Linked DNA regions of Homo sapiens: region 2 is linked to region 1. The links are chromatin loops, found by intact Hi-C in ENCODE. Cell type or tissue: ovary. All regions are shown on one strand. Links, peaks and the distances in the headings refer to the core of each region. The heading gives the core; the rest is flanking DNA.

What was found. Hi-C counts contacts between places; a loop is a spot of excess contacts. Peaks named below come from ENCODE experiments on the same cell type or tissue, not always from the same donor. Only the 100,000 strongest peaks of a DNase experiment are listed, where the experiment ranks them.
Region 2: a loop joins it to region 1, with 2.7 times the contacts of the local background. A loop is called at or near these places in 12 of 110 quality-filtered maps.

Annotation. Positions count from the first base shown.
Region 1 is chr12:53,981,171-53,989,393 of GRCh38, reverse strand. It overlaps HOXC10 (homeobox C10), which reads right to left and starts at 4,248. Exons shown (of 2, transcript NM_017409.4): 1 at 3,384-4,248; 2 at 1-225. The coding sequence starts at 4,134. HOXC-AS3 (HOXC cluster antisense RNA 3) reads left to right here and starts at 3,875. Exons shown (of 3, transcript NR_047506.1): 1 at 3,875-3,918; 2 at 4,311-4,430; 3 at 5,240-5,443. RefSeq lists a silencer at 3,050-3,099 and an enhancer at 2,584-3,464. In ovary, for the core only: a CTCF peak has its summit at 4,379; a DNase peak (open chromatin) is centred at 4,373; H3K4me3 peaks cover 712 bases; H3K27me3 peaks cover 171 bases.
Region 2 is chr12:54,368,322-54,376,487 of GRCh38, reverse strand. It overlaps ZNF385A (zinc finger protein 385A), which reads left to right. Exons shown (of 7, transcript NM_015481.3): 2 at 534-644; 3 at 2,353-2,515; 4 at 4,773-5,015; 5 at 5,392-5,561; 6 at 5,767-5,862; 7 at 6,002-7,352. The coding sequence ends at 6,232. The region is part of intron 1 of GPR84-AS1 (GPR84, ZNF385A, ITGA5 and GTSF1 antisense RNA 1); the gene reads right to left. Among named protein-coding and RNA genes, the nearest start is that of GPR84, 7.9 kb to the right of the region's middle. In ovary, for the core only: CTCF peaks have their summits at 6,057 (motif pointing left) and 7,634 (motif pointing right); DNase peaks (open chromatin) are centred at 4,167, 5,977, 7,036, 7,647 and 2 weaker places; H3K4me3 peaks cover 1,929 bases; H3K27ac peaks cover 1,927 bases.

The DNA.
Region 1 (8,223 bases), core at 1,416-6,415:
TTTTCTTGAGTTTCATTCTGCGATTTTGAAACCAGATTTTGACTTGTCTGTCTGTAAGGTTAATGGTCTTGCTAATCTCCAGGCGGCGCTCTCGCGTCAAATACATATTGAACAGAAATTCTTTCTCCAATTCCAGCGTCTGGTGTTTAGTATAGGGGCACCTCTTCTTCCTTCCGCTCTTTGCTGTCAGCCAATTTCCTGTGGTGTTTTCTGCCTTTATCTCCTCTGTTAAAAATAACATTATTTACATAAGTATCCCTCGAAGTCGAAAACCCTCTCAGCGCTGCAGCCTTTGCCAGCCTGCTGTGGGGTGGCTGAGGGAGCACAGGGGAGCTGCTCTTGCCCCAGGGGCCTGGCGGTGGGCTCCTCTTAGGCTCAAGGTTCTTACAATTTCTTTGGGGTTTAGACTTAGGGAGATAAAGGGAGGAAGTTCTTGCCTCCAAGCATTTATTAAATTTAAATTACCCAAGTCCACCTTAATCTAAAAGATCCTGAGTACCCTGGCTTTCCCCCAGCTGGCTGACCCTGGCAGATTCCCTAAACCTTGCCAGATCCCCCCTTCTCTCTGTTCCATTCCAGCTCTGGAAAAATCCAACCAGATGGAAAAGCATTTTCCAGGCCCCAGACCAGAGCAGAGTCCACCCACAGACCAGAGAAATTCCCAGAGAGCTTTGACCTGTTTCAACTCAGTGGAGGGACTTTGTTCCAGGATCTGTGGCCAGAGGCCACTGCAGTGGTCCCTGTCCTGGGCCCCCAGCTCTTACCCCAACCTGAGCTGCCACAGAGTGACTCTGCTCCCTTAGGTCTCCCATTGCCATCTCTTCCTCTCTTAATCATTTCTCCCAGGTATGTGCAGCTGAGGGGAGCTTGTAAGAGCAGCAGAGGTCAGGGGCAACAGAGCTGGGGCAACCTAAGGGGTCCTCAAACAACTTTCCTGGCCAAAGGACCTAAGGTCAAGGGAGAGACATATCCTGAGGAAATGCAGCCTCCTAGAAACCCCCTGCCCAGTCTGTGCATACGTAGATGTGTATGCCTGCAAGTACACATGTATACCTGCAGAGATACACACACCTATACACATAAGTACACACACATAGATATGTACATGAGTCTTTTTTTGTAAGGAGATACTATAGAATACTGTGTATTTCCCATGAGCTTATTGACAGCCTCTATCCCTGACACACATTCTTGCTGAAATGGACCAGCCTTGCTTCTCAAGTAGCAGAAGGGAACCTGGCCATCTTTTTAAGGGCAAAAAACAGAGTCCAAAGACCTGAGAGGACACCCAGCAAAGGACTCTGCTGATGGCTCTGAGCTCTCTCTCCTCCCTATTCCAATGAGGCTGCCAGGTTCCTGGATCTTATCTTGTTGGGGGCGGGGTGAGGCGGGGGCCTAAGAGGAACCAGAAAACACACAAAAAAGGCAAACTTGAGGTTGCAGTCTAAAAAAATCTGAATGTCCCGAATTTTCTCTCCTGTCTCTGCACCTGCAGCTTCTTGCCAGATTGTTTACAAGCTCTCCACATCTAACTACGTCCTGTTTATTTTCTTACTGGAGTTGTTAGGTTTGGTGGGGTGGGGGGACAAGACAAATTATAAATGGGGAAGTTTAATCAAAAGCTCTCTTGCCTCTGGCCTGGTGGAGACATCAAAACAGGAGGAGAGGAAAGAAGGGCACAGAGAGGGTACAGGGTAAGAGGGATTCCTTGGGGTGGGAGGGATTAGGTTGCTGTGGGGACAGCTAGAGGAAAGGGAGAGCCTATGGGAATGGGTGCAGGTCGAGTTAAGAGGTGAACTTGTTAACCTTGACTTTGCTTTTGGTGGGGGCTAGAATGCAGGTTTTCCTGCCCCAAATCTGCTCCCTAACCAAGCTCAGGGTCTGTAGAGAGGGTATAAGATTAAACCTTCACACTGCACACGTGCCAAACGAAAGGCTTTGAGGCTGTAGGCGCCTCACTCTCCCCCTTATCCTCATGAACACACCAGCGCTCATCTTCCAGTCAGTGTCTCTATGGGGATGATTTACCAAGACCACCTTTGCAGACCCAAGGGGATGAGGCTCTGCCCTTGCCCGCCAAAAGAGTGCCTGTGCATGTGTGAGCGGGCATGCGTGAGTGTGCAAGGATCATGCAATATGGATGTGCGTGAGTGTGGCACAGGTCGCCCGTAGGCATGCGTGTGCGTCGCATCCATATACAAAGCACCAGGAGATCCAGGCCGCCCCCAGCCTGCTCCGCTCTCAGTATTTCATCTTCCTCTACACCCAATGAGCCCCTTATATACTGTCACCAGTAGCCGGTGTTGTGGGGAGCAGGTTTATTCTTCCCCGTTGGTTGGGCCTTTTTCTGAGGCTCTTGCTACAACTTTTCAGGAAAAGTCGTTCCCCTCAGCTTTTCCTCCCCTGCTCCCGTTTCCTCCACATTCTTTCCCCAAGTATCAGAGAAAGATCCCGAAGGCCCCCAGCTCCTACAGCAGAAATGAATCTTGAACCCTGAGCTTGAACTCTGGCTGGGCTTTCTCTCAACCAAAATTACAGTGAAATCCAACCAAAGCCACATTCCCTTTCAGGAGAAAACCTCTTGCCACGCACACAGAAATTTCCCAACCACTCATTTGTAAGCTGCTTTTGGAAACCAATGAAAAAAGATAATTTAACTAGAAAAAAATGGAAAAGAAAAAATTAAAAGAGGAAACAGAAAACTTACAACATTCCAAATGCCCTGTTCCAACGCCATCCAAGCCAGGCATCTGGAGGAGGGAGGGACGTGGCGGGCAGCCCTTCACCTCCACCTCTTCCGGCTCCAGCCTCGCTGCCCAAGGCCCCCGGCCGAGCCAAAAGCCGCAGGAGCCCAAGCCGCACGCACAAATCAGACCCACAAACAACAAATCGCGTTTCGCAGGAAACAATTTTCAACTGGGAAAACGCAGTAAAGAGAACTCCCCCCATCTCCCCAGCCTTCCCTAGTCCCTGGCCCAAGATCGCCATTTTAGGCTTTTTGCAAGCCCCTGACCTGAGCTGGGGGACGTCAGCTCCCCAGGACACCAGCATTGAGAAAGCAAACCACAGCCAGCACGCGCCTGGGAGCAGCCACCCGTCCGGTGCAGCACACTGCGCCTGCAGGCGGCCCGCGGTGCGCACCGCCCCCGCCTTAGCACCCATGGCCGGGGCAGGGCCGACACCTCCACGTCGCCGCTTACCTTCCCCAGCTAAGTGACGCGCCACCAGCCTGGAGCTCAGCGGACGCTAGTCGAAAGCCAGGGTCGCATTCCCGAAATGGTCTGGGGCCTCCTGGGCCCAACCCTCTCCCCTGCCCCCCTCCCCGGCCGCGAAGACCAAGTGCCGGAACGTCCCAGTGGCGCCCGCGGCCCAGGCGGCCTTACCTTTCGCTTCGTTATCCGAGGTGTCTGGGCTGGAGTCGGCAGCTTTGGCCCTCTCCTTTTCGCTCTCCGAGGGGCTCCCTTTAGGGCCCGCCAGGCTCTGCTCCGTCTTGATTTCATTGGGGCTGGGGGTCTGGCTGTCGGACTTGGGGGTCTCAGGGAAACTCACTTTGCCCCCCAGCTGAGGCGATTCCAGATGTTCGGCGCGCGGGTTGAGACTGGCCCGCTGCTCGAAAGGGGCTTCGAAGTCGTTGGCCCCAGAACAGTGGGGCGTCTTGTCCAGCGCGGAGTAGCTCGGGCTGGCGCGGTAGTAGCTGGGCACGGGTACCTCGTGCTCCCCAAGGCAGGACTCCGGCAAGGGGTGGGAGTAGAGAGCTGCCTCGGGGCCACTTTTCGCCCGCTTCTCTGCGCTGTACATGCAGCAGACATTCTCCTCCTTGACACTAGGTGGGTAGGAGCAGGAGGACAGCGGCCTGCCAACAGGTTGTTCCAGGCGATAGGCGGCTTTGGGGTCGCCCCAGGAGTCCAGCTGCGAGAGGTAGGACGGATAGGTGTTGAGGGCGAGGCTGGGGCTGCTGCCCTCGTCCCTCTTGGAGAGCGAGGGCGCGAGCCCGCAGCCCCTCATCACCCCGCAATTGAAGTCACTCCCAGACTGCATATACATGCCTGCGCTCCGGCTATAGCGCTCTCCTCCGCCGGGCGCAGCCAAGGGCTCCGCGTACGAGTTCGGAGTTACATTGCGAGGGCATGTCATTTTCAGAGAGAGGGGTTTTTAAGGAGCAATACTACAGCGGAGGAGCTGACATCTTTTTTTTTCCCCATCCGGGAGGGGGGGCGCGGTTGGAGGGGAGGGAGGAAAAAGAAGGGGAGGGGGGGAAATATCAGCTCCGTAATTATCCGCGCATTCGGTTCTCACCATGTGACGGCTAGACCAATGGGATTTGAAAATGGCCTTGATGATTCAGACGGCCGTGACGTCAGCGGGGTCAAGTTGTCGGCAGGCGGAGCGCGCAGAGTGGAGTAACAGCGCCATCTAGCAGCTGCCTCGGGGTAGGGGCACCGGAGCCCTTCCCCGCGAACAAAGGAAGCGCCCCCCGGGCGGCAGGGGAGGTAGAGGGGTGGAGGGGGGTGGGGGTGGGGGTGGGGGTTCTAGGAAGAGTGGGGTTTGTTTATCCAGTAACCAGCCTGTAACTCCTGGGGAGAAGGGGGCGGAGAGGGGGGAAATGCGGGAGAGAGGGAGAGAGCGAGGCAACCCGGGGCTCAAAACAGTCAAATTCAAATTAAAAGGTCGAGACACGAATCAGGTACTTCTCCCCACTCTTCATCTCCCCTTTCCATATCCCCGGACCCGACTCCCACTTCTTACCTTGGGGATGGGAGTGGGGTGAGGTTTGTGGGGGGGGGGGTTTGGGGGGATCTGATGAGCAGAGAAAGGGGAAAAAAAGTTAAGGAATACCAAACAGGACTAAAGTTTCTGCTCTCCCGCCTCCTCTTTTCCCCGGGCTTGGCCCTCGGGGCTGGAAGCTTGGGGGCCGCGGCGCTGGAGTTGCAAGTTTCCTGTGGGGGTTGACTGGGAATCTCCAGCCTCTAGGGTGGGCCAGGGAGGGGGTCACGGTCACTTCATGGCTGCTCGGAAAAGGAGGTTCCGAATGGACGCGGGGTAGGGGAAAGAGGAAGCCAGAGACCAGAGGCACCCGATCCCCGACCCGAGAGCTGTGGCCTGGGCCTGGCAGGGTGGGCGGCTCCTGGGTCACCATCTCAGGGGCCCACAAGGCTTTGGCCTTGGAGCCGGTTCTGCTGCTTTACTTCAGGCCCTGGCGGTCCTCGCTTTCCGCTTGACCTTGCCCCCGCTAAAACAGGGAATATTCCGGGAAAGAAAGAGGGAACCTGCGGAGCCTCGGTCAGTTTGGAGGAGTCACGTATCACACGGGAAACCAGCACACAAGACGCAACAAAACCCGACCCAGAGAAGCGTCCTTTACAGAGCGCACGGGCTGGGAGCATGTTTGAAAGAAGACAGACCAGTCTATTTTTGTGGTTGTTTTTAAATAAAAGGAAGAAATAAGGGGAACCGTATGTTTCAAACAGTTATTTCCGTTTCTCCATCGCCTTCTTCCAAAGCGAACTAAACTCTCCACCCCTTCCTCAGGAAACGGAATCTGGAGAACAACTTGTCTTTCCTGTCGCCCCACATTTTTCCTTGGACAGAGCCTAGGGTTCAGACTTTCCGAAGGGCTGGAGTTTGGCGGGGAAAGGACTGGAGCCCAGCGCCCTGGAGTGGAGGAGTGAGGAGGCTAGACCGTTTCTAAGGAGGCCCAAGCCCGCTGCGGCTAGAAGACCGCAGAAAGAAATCCGCCGAATTTCCCCATCCAGGGGTGGAGAGAGAAGACGCAGGGGTTCCTGAACCTCCGGAAAACTGGAAGGAAATGTGGAGTGTATGATTTGCTTGCAGGACCGGCCAGGGGAGATTTGAAATGGTTTTGTGTTTTCATATGCAGGGTCACCGTGGCCTCAGCATGGGGGTTATCCAGGGCAAGGTTAGGCTGTTTAGGCCCCAGACTTGGGACAGTCCGGGCAGCAGTCAATCCAGGGAGCCATTTGTCCCACCGCCCATCCCGCGGGAAACGGGCGAGACTTTATGGCCACTCTGTTTGTATTATCTGCATTAGTCTTTCCCCACCAGTTTGATCGAAACCGTTCCCTTTTACGAGGACCCAACGAAAATTTCCCGTCATATTTATCAGCCAGGGATAAAAATTTAGTATGGGAACTGATATTTCCTCATTTATGGGACGATGAAATTAAATACCAAAGCAATTGAGAATTATATGGCTTTGGGGGTTCCCTCCCCCCTCTTTCACGTCTCCTTTATTTTCCTGCCTGGTGTGCTTTTCCCAGGAATTTAGCGTCCCAGTTCCCTACCCTTACCCCCCACTTTGGAGTCTGGTGGGTCCTTTTCCCCACGGCCAAGTGGCCCTTGGCCACCTCAGCCTTTTCTTTTTTTTTTTCTCTGGGTGTTAGTAGCTGGGGGCCAGGACAGTGCTACCCGAGCCTCTGCCCAGGCCAGCCAGGACAGGCTGGGATCAGAGAAAGGTTTCCAGGGAAGAGCCGCAAAGGGTTTGAGCCCAGCCTGGGAGGGGGTGAAGGAGTCGGCAGGAAAGGGTGAAGGAGATAAACTTCAGACAAGCCCCAAGGCGTAGCCTGGGGAACCAGCAGACAGGGAGCAGACCCATCGGCCTCAGGGGTCCCACCACCCAACCTCTTTCCAAGCCCACCTCTCACCTTAGCCAAGGGAGAGGACAGAGTCGCTTCGGAATTATCGCCATCATTAATGAAAATAATACTCCAGGGAGGAGCCTCCCGCCTCGACTCCCACCTCCTCACAAGACAGAATAGTGTTTAAAGTTGAAATAATTAGAAGTATGATAAACACGGCCGATTAATGAAAAAAGAAATCAAATTCATCAGCCTAAGTGGGACCCCCGGTGGGACAAATGTTTGCCTCTAATTACGCAAGATAAACGAAAACCCGGTGCTGCTAAACTAGAGCCCGCTCGGACGCAGACCTGAATAACTTGTTGGGTTTTCACAGACTTTGAGATTCTGCTTCAGTGGAGGTAAAAGGAAGGAAAAAGTGAGTGTTTTATCCTGGCGAAGGGAGCATTTGTGCGGGCCTGGGTCCCAGCCCTGCCCCCTTGGGCTCGGTCTTTCCCGAGGCCACGAGCAAAGGCTGTTTCGGTCCTATTGTCCGGGCCTGGCGTTCAAAGGCATGCGGGCCGCCACAGCGACCCCGCCTGCCGCCACTGCCAGGCACCCACCGCCCTGCCCCACAGGGCCAAGATCCTTCAGCCTGTGCCCTTGGCAACTGGATTAGGATCCAGGGGAGGCCTGTGTTGCTAGAATCACCCACATATGGACTTTTATTAATCCATTTCCCCAACTTTCCGAGGGCGCTGAGACACCTATGCCTATGCCTACGTCTGGGGCTCCCCCCTCTTACCTCAACTTGGGAACATGAAAATCCAGGGGCTGCAAGCCACAGTGGGGCTCAAGCTGTGCATACGACCTGACAAATCCCACCCAGGGCCAATGCCCTGGCCCCTTTCTCCCTTCCCGGGTACCCAGATCCTGGAAAGGCAACAAGGACGGGGCTGGGCCTCCTTCTGTCTGTGGGGCTGTGAGCAATGCAGAGGAGGAGGGTTCAGGAGCTCTGTGAATACTCTGGGAGGATCCAGCGGGTTCCACAGGGCAGCCCAAGGGCTGGGGCGCTAGGGGTCCCCACGTGAAAGCAGAAGAAGGAAAATATGCTCAATGAACAAAAAAGGACCTTTGTTGCTTTCTTGGCTGTAGCCCTCAACACACCCCAGAAGCACCCTGGTTTCTCCAGCAAAAAATTGGAGTTTCCCCAACAGGTTAAGAAAGTCAACTGGGAAATTCTGAAGATGAAGTGAAAAAGGAAGAATGTCTTTCCCTTTTGGGTTAAATAATAAAATAAAAATAAAGTGTGTGTATTGAAATCTTTTTAAGCAAAGAGGAAACAGAATCACACCAGAGATTGCAGGTTTTTTCCTCTTGCTTTGGAGGCCGAGATAAATCCTTCCCTTCCCAAAACTTGAAGAAAAGATTCGCTTTTCTTCTTCACTAGCACCAGGCTCTGCCCCAGCTGAATTGGGAGCAGGGAAATTCCAGGCAAAATTCGGAATGCCCAGAGACCCAGAAAAGAAAAAGATTTTCAAACAGGTACTAGAGGGAGGTAGGAGGCTGAGGACACTTAGCAGGGCCTCTGGTCTACTGTGGACCTCACAGCCCCCCAGGCAGCTCGGCCAGCAGAATCTCTCACGTC
Region 2 (8,166 bases), core at 3,167-8,166, 390 kb before region 1:
TAGGGCGACCAGGGATCCAGAGTTGGGAGGCTGGGAACATCTGTCTCCTGGGACTAGAGGCTGGGCTTGGTGATAGTCTTACCCCAGAGTGGAGGCCCAAAGGGCTCAGAGGCTTCAGCTGAAGGCCCTAGGATCTAGGGTGCTTTGGGACTTCATGTCAGAGGCCTCTGGTGGATTGGCTTCACTGTAGGAGATAAGTCAAGGTGACACAGTTGTATGTTCATGGTATGATGGACCAAGGCAGGAATCCAGGTTCAGATACCAGATCTGCTATTAACTCATGGTGTGACGTTGGGCAAACCACTTCTATGTCCTGTAAAATGGGAGCATTGGGCCAGTTATCGATCAGGTCCCTTTCAGTGCTATGAAGATTGGGCTAAGAGAGAATCAGAAGACTGAGGCTCAGATCCCTCAGGCATATTAAGGGATAGAAGGGGTCTGGGGACCTTGGTTCAACACAGATATCTGTGTTGGGGGAATGCTGGACATGAGTTGCGCTAGGGTTCCCGGCTCACCCCAGCCTGCCTCCACAGATGGACCCTGTGCAGAAGGCTGTGCTCTCCCACACTTTTGGGGGACCCTTGCTCAAGACCAAGCGGCCCGTCATTTCCTGTAATATCTGTCAAATCCGCTTCAATTCTCAGGTAAGAAGCCAAGCTGCTCATCTACCCAGTGGGTGGGGCAGGGGCAGCAGGGGAACTTGAGGGAGGGCAGAGGCTGGGTGAGAACACTTACTCTGGTTGAGGGGCAGGGATTAAGGGGATATTAGGCAAAGAGCAGGGAATGGGGATACCGCAGGAGGGGCAGGGTCTTGTGGAAGGCACTGGAGAGACACAAGAAGTTGCTGTGTATTTTGACATGAAGTAGATCAGTCCTCTAAAGTTGACCTCTCCCTCCCTTGAGACTTGGGCATCCGTGGTTCAGAGCTTCTTGGAACATAGGTGGCCATCAGTGTCTGAGCAGGAGTGTGGCCTCTGGCCCACTGGTTCTTGGGTATGGGGCAGAGTTAGGTCATTGGCTCCCCCACAGAGCCTCTGTCCTCTTTGGCCTCTGCTAAACTCCTCCTTGGCCCACCCACTTCGCTCTAACTTTCTGGCTTCCTTCTCTCTCCACCCCATTTCTACTCTCCTCCCTCCAAATCACACACAAGGCCTGGCCCCTACTCTTATCCCATGGGGCTTTCCCCTGGGGAGAAGCTACCCCAAACCCAAAACCCAGATGTTCAGCCTCCCAGATTTCCTCCCTCTGAGGCTCCACTGGGACTCTGTGGAGTGTGTGTGGCTCTAGAGGGGACTTTGTGGGGTGCAGGCCCTGAGAGCTTTTGGAGAAAAACAGCAGAGCCTCGTTCTGCTGAGTAGGGGAAAATAAAAGCATGTTCTGTTTCTCTACCCAGTACAGAGACACACACACACACACACACTCCATACTACTGGGCTCTGCACACTGCTACTTTACCCCTGGGCTGTCAATCTTCTTTTCCTGCCTATCCACACCTTTTATTTCTGCCCTTGTCTGGGTGACCCTGTGCCTCCAGGATGGTACATTCTTAGCAGGGGTATACATGGGAGTGGAGCAGGGTGGGGAAGGGAAGACAGGACTAACCCAGCATCAGGCCTCTGCTTTAGCTTGGACCCCAGGCATCCTGTCTATCAACCCTGGCTCCACTCACTGGTGGATGGTGGAAGACTAGAGGGGCAGGGAGCCAACAGCAGATAGCCCTTCCCACTTTTTGCCCTACCCTCCCCTCCCCCATCAAATGGTTCTGTTTTGACAGCTGTCTCCACTGCTGTTTTCTGTCCCCAGAGCTGGGCTCGGGGCCAGGGTCCTCCAGGGTGTCCACAGAGGCTTCAGGGAAAATGAGACCCAAGGGGAAGTAGTCAGGACAGAGCCCAGGCATCAGGGATCCTGGGACTTCCAGCCTCAGGGTGAAAGCAGCAAAGGCTGGATCCTAGGGGCAGAGGACTTGGGCACATAGCCTTGGGGTCTAAGAGGATGCTGACTGACTGGATTGCTAGGCCTCTCCCCATTTAGAACTCTTCCATAGGTTTGTGGTCCCCCTGTCTCTACCAGGACTAGGTGGGGGTCTGAGTCAGCAGCCAGGCCCTGGGTGTGGTGGTAGGGTGGAGTCTGAACTAGGTGGGGACCTAGGTTCCCAGGGACTCAAGCTTGAGAAGCTAGTCTGAGCCCCAGGAATAACCAGGACTTATTGGTATGGGGCTTTACATCTCACTGGTGTACAGAAAAATTCACTGCAGCCTGCTGAGATCACCCCAGGACTTGAGGGAGCTCTGTGGGGAGATCGGTCAGATGAAAGGTGATCTCAGATTCCATTTTCTTCCTCCATCCCTAAAGAGCCAGGCTGAGGCGCACTACAAAGGTAATCGCCACGCCCGACGAGTCAAAGGCATTGAGGCTGCCAAGACCAGAGGCAGGGAGCCTGGCGTCCGAGAACCTGGAGACCCAGCTCCCCCAGGCAGCACCCCAACAAATGGGGATGGTGTAGCACCCCGTCCAGGTGTGTCTGAATCCCCGCATATTCTTCAACTGATCTCTGTCTTCTCTATTCTCTCCCCCTTTTCCAGAACTGTCCTCTGCTTCCATCTCTCTCTTCCTCAGTCCCTATACCCCCACCCCCACCCAAGGTGAGTCCTGGAGCCAGGCACAGTGATGTAAAATTTCCATCCTGTCACCCTTACCCCCACCACAGCTCCTCTCAACAGAGTCCCCACTGTCTGTCCTCCCCACAGCCCAGTGACTCAGAGAGGGGCTAGGGTGAGGCCACCTGGCAAACATCCCCAAGAAAAAGAGAACCACCAAATCCAGAGAGATGCCTTTTCATCTTAGGGAGAGGGGCAGGGAAGGGAATCAGAATATCTGAGTTCCTGCCCTACTGGGGCTCCCCTCGGGGAAGACAGAGAGTGCAAGAAACCCAGGAAACTCCCTGGATGATCTTGGGTAGTAGTAGACCTTTTGACCTCCCTAGTCAGAGTTTTTTTTTTTTTTTTCTGGGAAATAGAGGAGTGAGACTAAGATCTTTGAGGTCTTTTCCAAGTTTACAAGATTCCTTTTCCCTCATGGCTGGTGACCATCCTCAGTCATACTTGCAGCCAAGAAATTGGAAAGCAGGAATATTGAGACAGGAAGATATGATGAGCCACCCCCATCCTGGGATTACCACATCGGATGTCAATCATGGCCAATTCCAGAGAGACCTAACATCTCCATCCTTATACTTGCCTGTCCTTCCTGCCCCACCCTAAGAAGAATGAGAAACAAACATCTGTACTACCAGCTTGGAAACCAGGACCCCATTCTCAATACACACACACACACACACACACACACACACACACACACACACAGAACCCCCTCAGGGATGCACAGTCAGAGTGAGTGGGCAGGCGGGCAGGTGGGGGAACTGAGTTCTGTTTTTTGTTTGTTTGTTTTTTGAGACAGAGTCTCACTCTGTCGCCCAGGCTAGAGTGCAGTGGCACAATCTCAGCTCACTGCAACCTCCACCTCCCAGGTTCAAGCGATTCTCCTGCCTCAGCCTCCTGAGTAGCTGGGATTACAGGCACCTGCCACCACACCCGGGTAATTTTTGTATTTTTAGTATAGAAAGGGTTTCACCATGTTGCCCAAGCTGGTCTCAAACTCCTGACCTCAAGTGATCTGCCCACCTCAGCCTCCCAAAATGCTGGGATCACAGGCATGAGCCACCGTCCCCGGCCACGGGAAGCTGAGTTCTAATTGTACTTTGGCTGCTTCTTAGCCTGATCATCTTAGTTTGTTAACATCTCTGTAAGATGGAGAGGAAGAGGATGATGATGATGATGGTGATAGCTAACATTTCTTGAATAGCACTTTACACATATTACCTCATTTAATTCCTACAGTATCTCTGAGGATATAGGCAGGATAACTATACCTGCCGTGCTTTATAAACCATGAAGTCCTGTCCAGACTGAGATGTGGATGTGCTGTCTGGATTGGGATGGAGGTGAAGAATGTCAGAAAAAAGTAAGAGAAATAAGGGGAAGGACATAGGATGAACAAGCAAATGGGTACCTGGAGGGGTGAGGAGTTCCCCTCCCACAAGCTCCCCACCCCCACTGCCAGCCTCGCCATGACCCGGAAACTGGATCAGCTGCTGGAGCAAGAATGGGAGCGCTAGAGTTTCCCCTGTACAGAGGCCAGAACCCAGCACTGAGGCCTAGGGCCTGTGCATCTTTAATCAAGCCATGAATTATAGAGCAGCCTACATCCCTGTTTCTTCCCTCTCCGGTTCTGATGTTTCTATTTCCCTTTTGCCATGCCTGTGTTTATCTCTCCAGACCTTTCCTCACCCTGCCTCTGCCCCTTCCTAGGGCTCTTTCGTGTACTTCCTGGGGGCTGGGCAAGACTCCAGGAAGGGGCTGTCCTGGCAGGAAGCCCAGACTGGCTGGCAGGCCACTGAGGGGTATATCCTTGTTGCATGCCTCTCCCCCTGGCTGGGCTGGCTGCCAGCTTCACCCTGAAGGTAGGCTGGTGAGGCTGGACCCCTTGGCCATTCCCAGCTAATGGAGAATGAGCCAAGCATTGGAGTTTCACACCCAGCCTGCGGCAGCTGGACCACATCTGGCTCTGGACCAGGGCATGAGAGCATGCATGTTGTAACAGGGTGGGGACTCCTGGTCCCTTGCCCTCCAGGAAATGGGGGGGGTCTCTTCCACATGAAGAGTCTTCTCCAAGAGCCATCTAGGGTGATCCCCATGTTTCTCCCCCAACAACAGTTTCCATGGAGAATGGACTGGGGCCAGCCCCAGGATCCCCAGAGAAACAGCCTGGCTCCCCATCCCCTCCCAGCATTCCGGAGACTGGTCAGGGTGTAACCAAGGGTGAAGGGGGGACTCCAGCCCCGGCTTCCTTGCCTGGGGGTAGCAAGGAAGAGGAGGAGAAAGCCAAGCGGCTGCTCTACTGTGCTCTGTGCAAGGTGGCTGTGAACTCCCTGTCCCAGCTTGAGGCACATAACAAAGGTATGGACTCCCCTGCCCCCACCCAGACTCTCCTGTCCTCAGGCCACCCCTGCCTCTACATCCTAATGCCCCTGGCTTCCAACATCCCTAGACCATCTAAGACCTATCAGCCTATCTGCCTGTCTCCTTCTCCAGCCATCTCCCCTGTTCCTTAGCCCTTTACTTCCTCAGCTCCTCCCTCCATCTTACTCCTTTACCTATGACTCTCTCCTGATCCACCTCTTTGGGAGGGTCCCAAGGAGCTTAGTTAGAAAGAACCCACACTGTGCCCACCCTCTTCCCCCTCATATTGTACCTGGGAATGTGCATTCTGAGGCCCAGTAGGCCTGGATAATTTTTCTTCCACCCCTTACCTCCTGCCCTCTCTGGGCTCCAGGTACTAAGCACAAGACAATTCTGGAGGCCCGAAGTGGGCTCGGGCCCATCAAAGCTTACCCTCGGCTGGGGCCTCCCACCCCGGGGGAACCAGAGGCTCCTGCCCAGGACCGAACTTTCCACTGTGAGATCTGCAATGTCAAGGTCAACTCGGAGGTCCAACTGAAACAGGTGGGTCTAAGGCCCTTCCCAGGAATTCTGGGACGCTCCACCCGCTAAGTGGGGAAGGGGAGCAAGGAGCTTGAGTAAAGGCCCTTCTTCAGAGTTTTCCCCAGGGGGCCAGATGGGAGGGGGCCGGTGCTTGGAGCTTGATTATACTCCCTCGCTGTTGCCCCTTTCCGGGAGCTCACAGCCCCCTATCCACTGGCCCCCGCAGCACATCTCCAGCCGGCGGCACCGAGACGGCGTGGCCGGGAAGCCCAACCCACTACTGAGCCGTCACAAGAAGTCTAGGGGCGCCGGGGAGCTGGCGGTGAGGCCTGGATGCTGGGAATTCAGCAGTGGGAGGGCGCGGGCGGGGAGGAGAGAGGGACGCGGGCTTTGCCCAGGGAGAGGTGGGGTTTGCAGGACCGCCGGGTGACTTCTCTTCCTCCGCCTTTCGCCCGCTTCAGGGCACGCTGACTTTCTCCAAGGAGCTGCCCAAGTCCCTGGCGGGCGGCCTGCTCCCCAGCCCCCTGGCGGTGGCTGCAGTGATGGCAGCGGCAGCAGGCTCGCCGCTGTCCCTGCGCCCGGCTCCAGCCGCACCTCTTCTCCAGGGACCGCCGATCACTCACCCTCTGCTTCACCCGGCCCCCGGACCCATCCGAACTGCGCACGGACCCATCCTCTTCTCCCCGTACTGACCTCAACCCTGAACCCCTCCCATTCAACTCCCCACCTCCAGCCGGGACCCAGGCGTCCGGGCTCCCAGCCCGCCCCTCCTCCCGGCACTCCCTAAATGATCTCTCCTTCCCCCCCCCCACCCCGAGATACGGGGTTCCAGGAAAGGGGAGGGGTAGCGGGGGAGGGGGGCTTCAGAAGGGGGGGAACACCCCAGATCTCAGGGAACCCCGCCCCCTGCCTTTCCCTCTCCCCTAGAAAAGGGGGGGCCGTCTCACCCCCGAGCCCCCTTGGAGACACCCCCCCTCCCAAAAGCCATGTCCATCCAGCCCTTCCCCCCAAACCTAGCACAAAACGGGGTTCACAAGCCATGGTCGGGGTCCGGGGGGGACAGAAATGGATTTTCTTGGCAATAAGCGGACTCTGGGACTCCGGCTCCCTACCCCAAACTGAAGCGCTTCCGTGAACACCCCCGTCCTCCGTAGGGGGAGGGGAGCAGGCGGGATCCTGGGTCCCTCATAAGCACTTTGGTTTTACCGCCTGCAACCTCACTGTGCCCGCCCCGCACCATGCCCTAGCCCCAGGTCTAGCCGGGCCCATTGCAGGGGGCAGCACTTGGGGGCATCTCCGGCACTTGGGTGGGACCAAGGAGATGCCACCATAGACCTTTCCCTCGCCTTCTTCCTCCCTAGTCCGGGTTCCATTCTTTTCACCAGCACCCATCGCCCAAGGGGTACCGAGGGGGGCAAGGGGTGTCCAGTCCAAGCCCACCCCCGCCTCGCCTTCCGCAAAACTGTGAGCAAAAAGCAATAGAAGCCTCGCCCCCGCCCTTCCCCTTCGCAGGATTCGCCGAGTCTGTAGCCTCCCCGATCCAAGTTCCTAGACCTCATGGCTGTCCCCTCCCACCAGTCACCTCCACTGCACAACTCGGGCGGGGGTGTGACACCTCTCCCCCACCCCCGACTCCGTGGTTTCCGTATCGTCAACCCTTCAGCCGCCGACCCGGGAGGGGTCTGGCCTACACTGGTCTTCCCCTTCCCATCAACTCTTTCTGCTTGACAATGTAGCAACCCAGGCCCCCCACCCACGGTCCTCCCCTTTTTCCTCTCCCTGACAATAAAGTCTGAATTTGTTCTGCCCTCCGCCCCTAGACTCAGACTCTGTCTTTGCCCGCTGTTTTGGGAGCAATTCTGTCGTTAAATGTATCTGTATGGGACCGGCACAGAAAGAGGAAAGGGAGCGAGAAGGAGGAGGGAAACGGAAATCGGGGGTGGGGGAGGCAAAATATGAGGCTTGTGCAGAGTGAGCAGAGGCTCCCCATCCCACCCACGCCCACTCTCGTCCAGCTCGTGTAAACTTGGCCTGGGGGATCATTTCTAGTCCAAGTCTGGGACTGCAGCTGCAGCTGTTGAGAATTTGCCACAACTCCACAAGGCGGCGCCAACGACCCGGAAAAGGAGTCTAAGCCCGAGGCTAAGCCGCTCCTGTAATGTGTTTCGAGATTCCACGCAGATGGGTCTAGACTCAGTCTCAGACAAAGAAAAGAATCCAGGCTTTTGTGTGTCTGGTGGGAAACCCACGCCAGCGAGACTCAAGGCACAGGAAGAAACGGGGGGCAGAGACTGGGGATCTGAGCTCTAGGCTCTGGCCCCACATAAATAGTGACCTTGAGTCAGTCCTTGCCCTCTCTGGACCTCAGTGTCACAGTCTTCAAAATAAGGAGACTTGAGTCTTTCAAAGGTTCATTAAGATCTCATGTATCCAAGACTGAAGAACTGAGACTGTGCCATTTACAGATATACTGGAATACCTTCTCAACTGGCCCCTAAATGGTCTGTGGAACAGGGAAACACTGTTCAGCTGTCTCTCACATGGTATGTGAGGAAAATGGTTTCTCCGTTATCTCCAAAATGTGGTTCAACCATACACTCCCAAGAGCAGCCAGTAATCCTGACCC